Regions from separate parts of the Homo sapiens genome. Here region 2 is linked to region 1. The links are chromatin loops, found by intact Hi-C in ENCODE. Cell type or tissue: CD14-positive monocyte. All regions are shown on one strand. Links, peaks and the distances in the headings refer to the core of each region. The heading gives the core; the rest is flanking DNA. Region 1 overlaps LAMB3 (laminin subunit beta 3). Region 2 holds the start of G0S2 (G0/G1 switch 2).

Evidence for each region. A loop is a pair of places that touch in the nucleus more often than their neighbours do. Peaks named below come from ENCODE experiments on the same cell type or tissue, not always from the same donor. Only the 100,000 strongest peaks of a DNase experiment are listed, where the experiment ranks them.
Region 2: a loop joins it to region 1, with 1.8 times the contacts of the local background. A loop is called at or near these places in 16 of 110 quality-filtered maps.

Annotation. Positions count from the first base shown.
Region 1 is chr1:209,626,274-209,630,273 of GRCh38, reverse strand. It overlaps LAMB3 (laminin subunit beta 3), which reads left to right. Exons shown (of 23, transcript NM_000228.3): 10 at 349-537; 11 at 2,084-2,239; 12 at 2,695-2,891; 13 at 3,296-3,407. Among named protein-coding and RNA genes, the nearest start is that of MIR4260, 4.8 kb to the right of the region's middle. RefSeq lists enhancers at 1-424, 425-926. In CD14-positive monocyte, for the core only: CTCF peaks have their summits at 2,243 and 2,444 (motif pointing right); DNase peaks (open chromatin) are centred at 2,463, 3,043 and 3,773; H3K27ac peaks cover 988 bases; H3K27me3 peaks cover 636 bases.
Region 2 is chr1:209,667,312-209,678,800 of GRCh38, reverse strand. G0S2 (G0/G1 switch 2) reads right to left here and starts at 3,389. Exons shown (of 2, transcript NM_015714.4): 1 at 3,252-3,389; 2 at 2,411-3,148. The coding sequence starts at 3,116. The coding sequence ends at 2,805. The region is part of intron 1 of HSD11B1-AS1 (HSD11B1 antisense RNA 1); the gene reads left to right. RefSeq lists enhancers at 2,429-3,277, 5,558-5,797. In CD14-positive monocyte, for the core only: no CTCF peak of the experiment used is centred there; DNase peaks (open chromatin) are centred at 3,360, 4,200, 4,720 and 5,360; H3K4me3 peaks cover 2,299 bases; H3K27ac peaks cover 3,329 bases; H3K27me3 peaks cover 629 bases.

The DNA.
Region 1 (4,000 bases), core at 1-4,000:
TCTCATCCTGGAGACAGGCAGTGACCCAGGAGGAGACCAGTGTTGGCAGTGGGAGGGTTGGGGATAGAGCATTCAAAGGGCTCTTTCTTTGGCCCAACATGGCCACTGTTCTTGGGTTTATTCCAACAGTAAGAATCAGGAAGGCTGAGTTCTTATTCTCCTCTGCTTTCTTATTGGTCATGTAACCTTAAATAAGTTATACAAACCTCCCTTGCCCTCAGTTTCCCCACTTCCCTGCCTTGATCATCTTGCAGAGTTGTTACAGATGCCAGTGAGCTTTTGTGGAGCATGCTCTGTAGATAGCAAAGGTGTGGGTCAGATGTCAGCCCTGGGACTCTCTTTTTCCAGGGTGCGACTGCAATGGGCACTCAGAGACATGTCACTTTGACCCCGCTGTGTTTGCCGCCAGCCAGGGGGCATATGGAGGTGTGTGTGACAATTGCCGGGACCACACCGAAGGCAAGAACTGTGAGCGGTGTCAGCTGCACTATTTCCGGAACCGGCGCCCGGGAGCTTCCATTCAGGAGACCTGCATCTGTGAGTAGAGGCTCCGGAGTCCCAGAGTGTCATTTGTCTGTTACTCCCCATCTCCTCTGGGTACAATAGAGTACATGTTCCTGGGCACACCAAGGCCCTCAGGGAGCATGAAAACTTGGCTGTGAGTCAGGATTTGTGGGAGATTATTTTAATTTAGCTATTACTGAGCAAGTCACTTAACCTCTCTGGACCATCAATCAGACAATCAATCAAGAGTTAGGCTTTATTTGGGGCATAGGGAAGAAAAAAGTAAACATAAGATACAGTTTGTGCCATCAGGGAACACACACACTGTTTGGCAATATAAACTGTATACACCTGCAGAAGAGGGATGAAAGCACCTTTTCCGTATGTATATGATTGCCTTTACCATGTTGTAATGAGGTTTGTGATTTAATTTTCTATTTCTCCCAACATCGAGAACTCCTCCATGGCGAGGATTATTTCTCACATCCTCTAGCCCTAGCACACTGACTGGAAAATAACTGATGCTCAGGGAGTGTTTGTGAATGTAATGGGAGGCAACAGGCAGAGGCAGCTTAACATGCACACAAGAGCCAGCGACTTCATATAGGAGAGGGCTGCCTGGACTGAAGCAATCAGATTCGGGCAGGTTTAGTCAGAAAAGACTTTCTGGATGAAGGGGTCTTACATTTTGAAAGGTCTGAAAGAAGTCAGGGAGTGGGGGTTGGGGAAAGCTGAGTCACTTTCTGTTGATGTTTGTTTCTGGGAAGAGTGAGACAGAACTGAGTTTGATCCCTGTTTCTTGCATGAACTTGTAATGAGAACTTGAATAAGTTATTTGACATATCTGAGCCTCGGTTTCCTCCTCTGTACAATGAGAATAATAATCTCCAGGATTATCATGAAGATTACATGAGGCAACATATGACAGTTCCCAGTTCAGTGGTTGGCACAGAGTAGTTGCTCAGTAAGTAATGACAACAAAACCGCTTCTATAGTACTTAGCATGTGCCAAATATGCTCCCCCTGCTTTATGTTTACTCATTTCTTTCTCTCTCTCTCTCTCTCTTTTTTAATGGAGATGGTTTCGCTCTTGTTGCCCAGGCTGGAGTGCAATGGCGCCATCTCAGCTTACTGCAACCTCCGCCTCCCAGGTTCAAGTGATTCTTCTGCCTCAGCCTCCTGGTAGCTGGCATTACAGGCATGCGCCACCGTGCCTGGCTAATTTTGTATTTTTAGTAGAGACAGGGTTTCACCATGTTGGTCAGGTTGGTCTCGAACTCCTGACCTCAGGTGATCCACCTGCCTCGGCCTCCCAAAGTGCTGGGATTACAGGCATGAGCCACCGCGCACAGCCATTTACTAATTTATTTCTCATAAGAAGCCTATGAAGGCTGTATCATTATTTTTATTTTATAGACAAGGAAATTGAGGCACAGAGGGATTAAGTAACTTGACTAAGGCTGTGAATTTGAAATCCAGTGGTGGAACAAGGATTTGAACCAGGCAGCCTGGCTCCTGGAATCTGCTCTGAACTCTACTTTTCTTTGTTCCTACTGCGGTGGCTGCTGTTGTCTCTCAGCCTGCGAGTGTGATCCGGATGGGGCAGTGCCAGGGGCTCCCTGTGACCCAGTGACCGGGCAGTGTGTGTGCAAGGAGCATGTGCAGGGAGAGCGCTGTGACCTATGCAAGCCGGGCTTCACTGGACTCACCTACGCCAACCCGCAGGGCTGCCACCGTGAGTAGGGGGCTTGGCCCAGCATGACGTGGGGTGGGCTGCATGGGGCCACCAGACCCACGGCTTGCCCTGCTCACTGTGCTCTCTTCAGAGGAAATCCCACTGCAGGGTAGACAGAGGGGGTATGCCCGGGCCTTTGCCAGGAGTCCGGACTTCTTGCCCTCTTACCCAGCGCCAGATGCTGTGCCACTGGCCTCCAGCAGGTGGCAGCACACGTCCGAGTTGGAAGGTGGGACTGAGTCAGCCAGATGGAGGGTGGGCAGGCAGGCGGCTGAGCTGCCAGGTGGCTGGAACTGGTGGGACAGCGCAGGGGTCCTGTGAGTCAGCCATGTCATCTGCAGGGAAGGGCCCTGCCCAGTTCTTTTCCCAGGCAGCGCCCCTCCCTGGATGTGTGTCCTCTGGGGGTGAGTTTTTCATGGAGCGTCTGCCTGAGCTCAGCAGCTCTCCTCCTGCAGGCTGTGACTGCAACATCCTGGGGTCCCGGAGGGACATGCCGTGTGACGAGGAGAGTGGGCGCTGCCTTTGTCTGCCCAACGTGGTGGGTCCCAAATGTGACCAGTGTGCTCCCTACCACTGGAAGCTGGCCAGTGGCCAGGGCTGTGAACCGTGTGCCTGCGACCCGCACAACTCCCTCAGCCCACAGTGCAACCAGGTACGAAGTGAGGGTGGTCCGGGGGCCCCCTCAGTGGGAGGGGGGTCCTGAGCACCAGCCTCTCTGCTGCCCCTCCATGCTGCCCTTCTAGGCCTCTCCCCTGTCAGACTGGGCGTCTTCTGTCCCCGTTCTCATTTGGGGAAGTCACCAGATGTCCCTCCCTCTGTGGCTCTTGGCCGTCAGTAATACCATATGCACCACACCTTCTGAAGGGCCTATGCTGGGCCTTGACTTCAAGGCTCATCTCTGAGTGGGAGCCCTTGTTTTGTGGGCACAGCAGCTCTGGAGGTGGCCATGAGCCCTGGATTCTACCTGTGGACCAGGAATCTAGGACACAGTCCCTGACACCAGGGTAAGGCAGAGGCTGTGAGGCAGGGTCCACTGACGGTGCTCTCCCCACGCAGTTCACAGGGCAGTGCCCCTGTCGGGAAGGCTTTGGTGGCCTGATGTGCAGCGCTGCAGCCATCCGCCAGTGTCCAGACCGGACCTATGGAGACGTGGCCACAGGATGCCGAGGTGCATGCTCAAAGCCTGGGGGACGCTGAGGCTCTGGGGGCCGAGCACGCGGGTGGGCACATGGTGGGGGCGTGTAGGTCTGCAGCAGGGCAGGATGTCCTGTACTGATGCATGTGGTGTGGGCCTGGGCAGCCCTGTGAGTGCACACACTCCGGCCTGTTGGCATGGCCTCCAAGCCCCTGAGGCAGGCCTATGCCCGCTGTTCCTGCGTCCCCGTGACATGCTGGTTGCTTTGCTCCCCACTTCCCTGAGAGAGAGAGAGCATTTCCCAGAAGCCATCTCCAGGGCAGCAGCAAGGAGGGGAGGCTGTTTCTTCCCTCTTCATAGATGGAGGAAGTGAGTCCTGAAGGGGAAAGGGTGTCGTTTCCCACGGAGTCAGTTTGATGTCACCACAGGAGCACAGGCCTTGGAGTGTGCAGACCAGATTGTGGTCCCAGCTCTGCCCCTGCCTCACTGAGTGACTTTGAGGGAGCTGCTTCCCCTCTTTAGACTTGGTTTCCTTCTTAGAGGAAGAGGCATGCTGTACTTAACCTCTCTGTCCCTCAGTTGCCTCATCTAGAAAAAGTGGGAAAACAAGAGTGCTAATTCCCAGA
Region 2 (11,489 bases), core at 2,867-6,866, 46 kb before region 1:
GTCAAATGTTCTCTGGAGGGACAAAATTGCTTCTCCTTTCATTTACAATCACTGCTCTAGCCTCATAAATGATTAAACAATCAAGTATTTATTAAGAACCTACTATTTGCCTAGGACCTAATGATTTCTGTGAACACTGAAGAAGACATGGTCCTTTACTTCAAGAAGATTATACTGTAAGAGACATGACCAAGCCCACAGAACAACTGGAAGAAAAAAAGCCCATTACTGAGTGATGTGGTATGAGATTCAGGCTGTACGGCCTATAAGAACTCAGAGAATTGAGAAGACCAGTGAGAACAGAGATTTCAATAGCTCGGATTTGATTGGGTTGGGTAATTTGAATATAAATAGGCATGGGGAATTTCCTTCTACACAAAAACATATAGGCATACTTATATATTTAGGGAACTTTATTTTTTTATGTATAGGCAACCTTTCAAAACATAGGCGTTACCCTCTAAATAAAAAATCATGTAATCCCAGTACTTTGGGAGGCTGAGGCAGGCGGATCATGAGGTCAGGAGATTGAGACCATCCTGGCCAACATGGTGAAACCCCATCTCTACCAAAATACAAAAAATTAGCTGGGCATGGTGGTACACGCCTGTAGTCCCAGCTACTCGGGAGGCTGAGGCAGTGGAATCGCTTGAACCCAGGAGGCAGAGGTTGCAGTGAGCCAAGATTGTGCCACTGCACTCCAGCCTGGTGACAGAGCAAGACTCCATCTCAAAAATCAGAGCACACAATTTTACATGTATTTTGACAATGGGCAAAATACCTGTATTTGAAATCATACCTTCCTTGGAGAATTTGAGGTATGTGGTTTCAGAAGATGTGGAGGTAGTGGGTGGGAGGACATTCGGGTTGGAAATTCGGGTTGGAAGAGTAATGTAAATGAAGGTGCAGAAAACCAGAAGGAAACAGGCAAGGACCAGGGTTCATGCTAGGCACCCTGACAAATCAGGCAAGACGGCCAGCTGTGATGGAAGCACATCACAGAGGCACTGAAACCTGGCATAAGAGTTTTAGTCTCAGATGTTTTTGAGTTCAGGAGCAGCAGAATGAAAGATATTAAAGGAAGACAGTCTGACAAGGGATTGTTTAGGGTGAATGTGCTAGAAGGTGCAGGGGGTGGCTTGAGCGGTTGAGAGCCAGACAAGGTGGTAACTGAATGGGTAAAGGAGTAATTAATAAAAGAGGCATTTTGGAAGACCAGCAGGAAGGATAAAATTGAGTCAGTTCCTAGGAAGTTTCTTGGACATTGAAAGTGAGGCTCTGCCTTGGTATAGGGCTGAATTTCCCATTTTGGAAACTGGGAGAGCCATGGTGCCACTGACATTCTTTTCCTTTAAAACTCCAAATATGTTTCTTTTCCTTGATTAATCTTACCACATTCTGATTGCTTTTTTCCTTTGGGAGTGATAAGAATAGATTTCAGAAAGAGATGGCTTTTGATCAGGGCCAGGAACACTTGGTAGGAATTGAGTTGGCAGAAATGAAATGGAGATGTGTGTAGGGCATTGGACGAAGGAGAGAGTCTGAGCAGAGGCAATGGTGTGAGCCAGTGATATGTTTGGCAAAAATGCATAGCTGTTGATGAAAGGAGTAAAGTGTCAGTACCTGATTAGGACAGGTGACATGAAAAATGTGAGGAGACTAGCATCAAGGCCATGCCTCTGGCTCCTGGCTACTTCTTTAAAGTTTAAAATTTGTTTTGCTGAGCCCTATAGAGTCACTGAATTAGCTATTACTACAGATGAAGCTCTGTACACTGGAGGAGGAGGACTCAGATATGTAACAACCGGTTTTTTTCTCTTTCTAGCCCAGAGTTTCTTACTATGATCTGGATTCGTGGGGAGGAAGGCTGGGTAGAGCTAGACTCATCATCTGCTTTGGTGTTCTTGGGAGCTTATCTCTTTTCCTGCCAGGTAGATAGTTTTTCCTTTCTTTCCTTCCCTTCACCTCCAGACCTCCCTCCTTCATTTTCTTTCCTTCTCTCTGTCTGTCTGTCTAAAATATAGTTGGGAAGAAAAAGGTATCAGCCATGGGAACCTCTGGTGCACAGGTGTAAGGAACAAAGAGCTTTTCTGCCTTAGAATTAATCAGTTATCTCCTACTCACTGTAGCTCAGAAGTTGATCTACCTTTTGATGTTAAAATGCTAAATCTCACGGAAGTTATAAAATTTTCTCTCTTCCCACCCCTAACAAGAAGGAAAAACAAGTCCTCAACAGACTTATATGCATGTAGTAACTTATTACACAGTTCCTAGGTGTGAAGCAAGTGTCTGACCCTCAGGAAGCTGCTCCCTCTGCAGTGCTCAGGTAAGAACCCATCACCATCGCCCACCTGCTCACCCTCCCTGCTTCCCACCCCAGGACACCACACCTCTCAGGAATTACATGAGATATGGTATAAAAAGTTTTTTTATTTCAAAATGCAAAATGGTGGTCATTGTAATAATTAATAATAATAACATAAAAAGCATTTATCCTTCCTCCCTAGTGCAAAATGGTAGACGCATTTAGATAATTCACACAGTGTTGGAAATGTCATGACAATGCAGTGCTGCACAGCAGCAAAACTCAATCCCAAACTCCTTTGGTGGATGCTTGTGGTAGGTCAGTTCTAGATGTCAGCGGTTTCTCTGAAGTTAAGTCCAAATAAAAAACAGCACGTGCTCCTGCACTCTCCCAGCGGAGTCAGGCTCCTGTGCGCGCGCCCCCTCTGTCTCTCCATTCCTCTCTCGGTCTGTCTCTGTCTACTGCGTCTCCCTCCCACTCCGCTGGTCTCCCACAGTTCCTAGGAGGCGTGCTGCCGGTTGGACAGGGCCCGGCCGCCGAGGACCGTGTCCTGCTGCTTGCCTTTCTCCTGCAGGGCTTGCTTCTGGAGAGCCTGTCGCTCCAGGGCGGCCTGCAGCTCCGCCACGGCTGCCTCCTGGTCCCGCAGACGTCTGGCGGCCGTGAAGGGGCTGCACACAGTCTCCATCAGGCCGAGCACCACGCCGAAGAGGGCCAGCACGCTGCCCAGCACGTACAGCTTCACCATCTTCCCCTTGCGCTTCTGGGCCATCATCTCCTTGGCCAGGGGGATCAGCTCCTGGACCGTTTCCATCTCGGCTCTGGGCTCTCGGAGGCGGGAATGACCTGCAGGAGGAGCAGCAGGAGAGGGGCTTCAGCCACCAAAGAACGGCTCCCACCACCCCGCACCCAGCTAATCTTGGGGAGGGCTCATAGAAAGGCGGACTACCTTAGTGGCACGGCGCGAGCAGGAGGCAGCGCGAGCTGCAGTTGGCAGCGGTCAGCGCGTCCGTTGGTCCGACCGACCTCAGCGTTCTCCTCCTCTCGGCAGCTGCAGCTCTCCCAGTTGGAGACTCCGCCGCTGGCACCGCTTTAGCGTCCGGGGGCCGCTTATATCTTTTCTCTGAGACACGCCTCCTGGGCTCTCCGGCCCAGGCCAGCGCGGTCAGAGCCAGGGGAACTCGGAGGGGGAGGAAGAAGAGGAGGGGAAAAGGAGGGGGTGGAACCCGGCTGGGACCTGGCAGGAGGTGGCCACGCGCTGAGCACGCTCCGACTGTGTGAGCTAGGGGGCCCGGCGCGGGTGCCATCGCAGCGGGGCGCGTGGGAAGGCCAGTGTGCACGCGAAGGTCCCACTCCAGGCGAGCGCAGGGGAGGACCCGGAGCCCAGGGAGGTGTCCGCGGACATCTCTGACATGGCGGCAACCTTCTTACTGGTGTCAGCGGGTGCACAGCTTCCCTTGTCCAGGACAGCCTGACATTATAAATAATGAGGGAATTTGGGGGTTCCATCTAAAGAAGAAAGCTTTCATTTTTATTCGGAAGGGTTGTCACCTTCCCACGTGTGTGGCAATGGATCAGAGAGGAGAAGGCAAGGGGGAAGGATCTGGGTAACAGGACAGAACAGGTTACGCTTGGATAAAGCAATATGTGCTAATATTGTTTCTTTCCTGCCTGGTTGGTTTTATTTAGAGGTACATGCATGTATAACTAGAGTCAGTTGATAGAAAACTATTCATTGATGGTGCTTTTATGCACAGAGGTGTGTGTGTGTGTGTGTGTGTGTGTGTGAGAGAGAGAGAGAGAGAGAGAGAGAGAGAGAAAGAGAGAGAGATTAGTCTCTTTGCCTGCGAGCTGTTTCCTTATGTACTTCCGTGTATCAGGGAAGAGCCTTCAAATTCAAATTGTTCTCACTTCCACTTGAGAAGTGGAGTTGGGAGCTTGGGGGTAGGGGGTCAAGTATGGAAGGGGCTGTTGGTAGAAGTTCATCTGCCATTTTAGAATGGAAGTATTTCATGCTCTCCTCAATAATTCTCTGCCACCCTCCTGGGTTTGGGGGTACAACTTCACTGCTCCAGCTCAACTTCAGCTTTGAAGCAGTTTGTGGGCAGAAGGGCGTGTAGTAGACAGCTTAGGTAAGAATCCAGAGTGTGAGTACTCTTGGACGTGTGAAGATGTAGGATTGATTTTGACCAGGGTTAGCTGTAATCACCTGGGGCTGAGGGAGCGTTCTAGTTTGGCTTTGGTTATGGATATGCTAGAGTTAGCAAACTTGGGGAAAAAGAGAGGCAAATTGGCCAAAGGGTTAGCAAACTTGGGGAAAAGGAGAGGCAAATTGGCCAAAGGCCTTTAAGCAGAGAAAGGGAGGGGGCAGGGGAAAGAAGGGGAAATCAAACTGGCCAGAAAATTGCAAAGGTCAGTGATGCAATCTTGCAACAGCCTTTGCAGTCGGTCGGACTGAGCCCTGAAGGGCGGGTCGGGGGAAAAGGCTGTCTCAGGGATCAAATATTTTAGTTTTTGAATTGTTAACAGTAATCTTTCTTTGGGGGTCTGAAGCAATTTCTCAGATGATTCAGTTTAAAAAGGCAGCAATAACAACTACCCTTTGCCTTGACTATTAATAGTTCAGGCAAGGGCTTGTGTGTGGAGAATGGTCAAGGTTATCTAAATAGCTTATTTGAAATTCTATGTTTTAGAATTTAGTCTGAGTGAAGGTGACCAGGGGCCAAATAGAATTGATTATTCCTGGAGGACTGTGTTTCCTGCTTATTGTTCTTTTAACCTTGTCAGGCAGGAAAATTCTGTAACAAGGGTTCCTGCCAAGTTTAATATCAGTCTTGGCATTTTCTTTGAATCTTCCTTATAGTTTCAGAGCAACCTCTGATAACTGGCAGAAATGATTAGTGAGCTTTCCCAATATCTGTGAGGGTTCCAAACCCATTGACTTCTGGAAGAGCATGTGATGTGTGCCCTGATATAAGGGCTGTCACGTGGTTTCCATTCTGAAGGTGAGTCAGCCTAGCTTGGGACCCAAAATTCTGAAATTGACTGGTCCAGTAAGCATTTCCTGTGTTTCTGTAACTCAGAGACGCAAACCACACGTCTTCCTAGGTCAGAAGGCTGTAATTTACCTGGGGTTCCCCTTTCCTGTGATTTGCTGTGTTAGTGCACATCACCAGCTCAGTTCCTTTTTTTGATAATTTGACTTTGACCTCCAGGTTCCAGCAGCTATATTGGTAAGAGCTGGACAGAGGAGGGGCAGCAAGTGCCATGGACGGAGGTCACTGGTAGACTTGATCTTCCTAGTTTAGGTGGTAGCTGGGGCTGAGCAGGAGATGATGGGAGTAGAAGGCTAAGGAATCCAGTGTTAACTCATGTCTAGGAATTTCTGAGTGCAGCTCCTCTGTCTGGGTGGGAAAAGAGAACCTGGCTCCTAGGGTAGAAGGTGACTAGGTAGGGCTTGGAAACTAAACATATATTTTAGTGGGGCTGATGTCATTTTTAGGGAAGTAAAGCACTGTGTTGTGTCATGCATGCAGGTAAGATACAGGTTATAGCGATGATGGTCAAACCAAGCCATAGGGTGACCAACCATCTTATTTTGCTCAGGGTTGAGGGGTTCTCTGAAATGCAGGACTCCTGCTAAAACTGAGCACTAAAACTGAGATACTTCCAGGCAAACTGAAACACTTCCAGGCAAACTGAAATAGTCATCCTACCCTTGAGTCTATCTCAACATTTAACTCTTGCCACTTCTAGGAAGGTAGGAAGGACTAGTTTAAAATTTTTATATTTTGCTTTCTAAATCCCTTTCTCTCAGACATTAAGACATTCAGAGCCATCTGCAGAGGGTAAAGTCACAAAGGGGTGCATGTGTTTCAAGGGTTAAGTGCAGAGGAGGGATAGAACTGTCCCTACCCCTCTGCCTTGGGGATTGAAGACACAGGGGAAAGAGGTCTTTTGGATGGTTAGTTGTAAATGAGCTTCAATAATAATTGTTATTGTTACAATTATTATAATATAATAATAACAATAATAATTATTATTTTGTTACCGGCTGCTTGCTGCCTACACAAAGTCACTGCCCACCCCTGGGGCTCCAGGCAGCTGAAGGGAGGGAGTCATCATAGGAGATATGACAAAACTATTTGTAGTTTTAAGACTACCGCACTAGAAATTTTTTTTAGACCCTTAGTTACTTTCATAGTTTTAGAAAGGAAGTTGCTTATCACTCGGATATCAGTGGAAGACACTGAAATTTATATGTGTAGCCACTGTCTCCTCTGGTCTTATAGACTAGAGTTCTAGAGTCTAAATATTTCTGTGTGGATACACTGCTATTATCACAGCTTGACACACTTAAAACAAGACTCCTTACCTTCTCTATACTCTTACAAGCTAAGTCTTCTTCTCAATATCCTTATTTCTAGCAGTGACATCTCCGTTTCATTTGTTCTCTGGGCTTGAAATATCATGGAAGTTATTTGGAGAGGCCTTCCCTGACTACTGCATCCCACCACTCTCCACCCAGTGCCCTACTTTCTTTTTCTTCATAGCACTTGGTTACCTGATTCTATGTGGATGTACTTAATGGTGTGGTTTTATATTGTCTTCCATGTGCGTTGGAGGATAGGCTTCATGAGGATAGGGACTTTGGTTTGCTCCTCACTGTGTCCCCAGTGCCCAGTATAATTCTTAGCACATAATAGGTCCTTAATGGGTAACTATGGGATTAATGAATGGCTTTTCCATGGACTGTGAAGCCTGGCAGGGAAGGGACTGTTTTTTGTTTGTTTGTTTGTTTGTTTTTGAATGCAGTCCAACTTTTAGTAGATGCTTAAAGAAGCATTCAGGTTTTTGAGGGGACAGTTTTTTTGCTTTTAATCCTTTCTCCTCTAATCCATCTTAAACACTACCACCAAATGAATCTTCCTAAAATTTAATTTTTTATTGTCAACTGCCTGTTTAAAGGCCAAGATCATTTCTCATTGCCCACATAATGGACTCCTGGATCCTGCATGTTGAATTTGCTTGATTTAGTATTCTTGGAATTCAGGCTCTCTATGGTCCGATCTTCTCCTGTTCTTCTCCCACAATAGCCCTTTGCTCCACAGAGAGGTTTCTTCACAGGCCAAGAAACAATTCATTCGCATTGCTGCTGCTTCATTTATTTTTGCTCACACAGTTGTTTCTACCTGAAATGCTGTCCTCTTTCTACTTTGTCTTCCTTTCTTCCTTGAGGTCAAGTTCAATTTCCTGTGCTCCAAGAAGCTACCACTGCCCATGGCAGCACACCTTGATCTCTCCTTTCTGTGAATTTCAGTTGCCTTTGGGGCTTGTACTCTACAGGCTGGCACTGGATGGATTACCGTTTTGTACAACTCTGTCATTGTTTCCTGTGGGCTTGCCTCAGCTCTGTGGAAGACAAAAGCTTTGTATCTTTCATGGTGTTAACATAGAATAGGAGGCTAATCAATATTAGTTACATTGACCTAAAAGTCAGTGCTGAGATAGAGAGGGCAAAGTGACCAGTTAAGGCTCTCTTGGGAAGTTATTTCAAGCACAGTAGCCTGTCCTTGGCTCAGAGCCTTGGTGTTGAAATTGCCCAAGACCTGGCAACTTGGCTTAGTTTCCTCCACTCTGGTCTCCTCACCTTTCACTTCCACTCCCAACTTAGTGTCTGACATTGTAGCCATTGGCTCACTCTGGGCACCCTCCAGCCTGCCCGTGGTACAAATCAAGGCAAAGGAACAGACTTTATAGGCATTCTGCTTTTGTCCTTCATAACTTTTGGTCAAGCAGAGCCACCAGCTGCTGGGGCATGCAGACTGTGCTGGAAGCCTTGAATAGCCATGGGTGGTGTGGTTAGAATTACCTGCACCCTGCTGCCTACATACCACTTCCAGATTAAACAATATACTTTACAAGTTTGAGTCAGCACAAGGAATTTTCCCCAAGCTCAAATGCCAATTGGTCTTAAGGGTATAGGGCTCTAAAGTCAAGCAAACCTGGGTTCCTCCAAATCCTGACTCCTCCATTTGCTAAGGCCTGACCTTGGGCAAGTGACTTAACTTCTATAACTTCTACTTCCGTATCTGTGAAGTGAGAGTTATGATAGCCCCTATTAAATGGGGTGTGGTGATGATGATAAGCCCCTATGAAACAGATATGATGAAGAGTGAATGAGATAGAGCTCTGTAAGGGACTTAGGCAGTTTCTGGCACAAATGAAGCAATCATTAAATGATGGCTGTTATTATTCAATTGTCTTTGCCTCTTGCTCTACGTCGGCAATTTCCATGATGCTTTATCCCAGCCCGGGACATTTGCATTCCTTAGGTGACATTTAGGTAGCTTCTAGTAAGGTCCAAAAATATTTGTTGAAGCCAGCCATGTACCTGACACTGTGTTAAGCATAGTTATAGGAAGCAGAATGTGTGATGGCTCACACCTGTAATCCCAGCACTTTGGGAGGACAAGACGGGCGGATCAGGAGGCTGGGAGATCAAGACCATCCTGGGCAACATGATGAAACCCTGTCTCTACTAAAAATACAAAAATTAGCCGGGTGTGGTGGCACATGCCTGTAATCCCAGTTACATGGGAGGCTGAAGCAGGAGAATCACTTGAACCCAGGAGGTGGAGGTTGCAGTGAGCCGAGATCATGCCTCTGTACTCCAGCCTGGTGACAGAGCAAGACTCTGTTTCAAAAAAAAAAAAAAAATGCAGAATACAAACTGCATTTGCCCTCAAGAAGCTTATAGTGAAGTAGAGGACACAGACTGTAAACGAGTTATTATTGTATATTGGGAAAGGCACCGTAATAGAAATTTATACCAGATGAACAAAAAGCACAGAATGAGACAGGTATTGATGCCCTTTGGGGAGGAGGTAGTCAAAGAAGGCCTAAGGGTAAATGATTCCTGAGAGGCTTGGGATGTTAAAGGATGGATGGTGTTCACCAGGTGGTTCTGGGACAGGGTGTTGTTCAGGGCATGGGGAGGCCTTGAATGAGATGGGACTGCATGTGAAAAGGGAGGATGAAAGATAAAGCATCACATGGTCCAAGAGAAGTTAGACAAGTTGGTGTTAAATCATAAAGGATGGATTTTGGGAAATGGCAGAAAATGAGCAGGAAGCAGTAAGTAGGAGCCAGATAATAAGCAGTTGTATCAATAATCACTTATTCATCCCATGCCTAGGAATTGCTGACCACTCCCTTCTAGAAACACATTTCTCCTTTGCTTCCACGATACCATATTCTGCTGGTTTTCCTCTTACCCTATTCTGGACAAAACTCAGGATCTTTATCTCAATTGTCCTCTTTATCTAACCTACAAATGTCAGCATTTCTCAGGACTCAGTCCTGGAGCCCCTTTTCTTATTCCACATGCTCTCTTCAGTGATTTAATTTACTGCCAGGGCTTCCATTGCTGCTTCTACACAGATGACCTACAAGTCTGAGCTCTAGACCTGTGTATCCCTCTACCTATTCTACATTTTGACTTGGATGTCTTGCAGGTATCAGAATTACTGTGTCTAAAGCCAAATTCAATATTTCTACCCCATAAACTTGTAACCATCTTTCTTAACCTAAGCTGCACCATTCACCTAGCAGCTCAGGTTTGAAGTCAAGGAGCCATCTTTTCCTCCTTGCTCTCCATCACCTCTCCAATGTGAAAAATCACCAAGACTTGTGGCTCACGTCTGTAATCCCAGCACTTTGGGAGGCTGAGGCGGGTGGATCACGAGGTCAGGAGATCAAGACCATCCTGGCTAACACAGTGAAACCCCATCTCTACTAAAAATACAAAAAATTAGCTGGGTTTGGTGGCGGGTGCCTGTAGTCCCAGCCACTCGAGAGGCTGAGGCAGGAGAATGGCGTGAACCCGGGAGGCGGAGCTTGCAGTGAGCCTAGATTGCACCACTGCACTCCAGCCTGGGGCGACAGAGCGAGAATCCGTCTCAAAAAAAAAAAAAAAAAAAATCACCAAGACTTATCATTCTACCTCTTAAACATCTGTTAATTCAATCTGCTTTCTATCTCCTCTGCCACCCTTCTAGTCTAAGATCTCATTGCCTCCCCCAGACCATTTAGTATGGCCTCACAGCTGGTCTCTCTGCCTCAGGTTTTGGCCACTCTACTCCACTTCAAGCCAGTGTAGTCTTTTTAAAAAGTGCAGACTTGGCCATGTCACTCTTCTCTTTCAAATCCTTCAGTGGTTAGCAAAAAGTTCGTGGAATAAAAAAAAAATAAAATCATTCAGTGGATCCCCACTTTGCCCTTTGGAATGCCCCAGATTCTTTGCATGGCATATAAGCCACCCACCATCCTGTCCTTGTCTGCTTTTCCAGCTTCATCCCATATCCCTCAACCCTCACTCTCTGGGTGCCAGTCACACTGTTCTGTTCCTTTGCAGACGCAGGTTCTTCCCCATGTAGTTCTTTCCATGTGGAGAGAGCACTTTCTTCATCCCCTGTGGTCTGGTGAACTCTTACTCATCCTCCAAGTGTCACTGTTCTCTCATTTCCTCAGGGAAGACCTTTCTTGTCACCTAGATAAGGCCAGTTCCCTTTGCTGCATGCTCCCATGGCCACCTCACTTTCCTTTTCATAACTCTGTTGTCTGTCCCCATTTCAGGGCTGCAGTTCTACTCAGGAGCGCTCTCTGTCTTGCTCAGTGCAGTGTTCTCAGAACTAGGGCAGTGCATAGTTCCTTTGAGGTGTTTGATACATAGCGACCAATCTATCTTCGACTGAACTATATCCTATAGGCAATGAGAGACACTGATACATTTTACACAGCAAAACACTACAAGATTGGCATTTTAAGTAGATCACTGTGGCAGAGTGCAGGATGGTTAAGGGAGGGGCAAAACTAGAGGCAGCTAGTGAGATGTCGTTACAGTAATTCAGGCAGGAGACCATGAAGAACTGGGCCAAAACAGAGGTAATGGGGAGAGAAAGAGACAGACTGAGTGATAAATCAGAAAACCTGGCAGACTTGTGCTGTGGAAGAGGAGTCACTTGGGGCTTGGGAGTCACTGGGGTGACTCCCAAGTGTGGGAATGAGAAGAGGAAGAACACCTCTGGTGAGAAAAATGAGTTCCATCTTGGATTTATTGAGTTTGGGCTGTTTATGGGACATGCAGGCAAAGATGTTCATCAGATAGTTGTATGTGAATCATGAA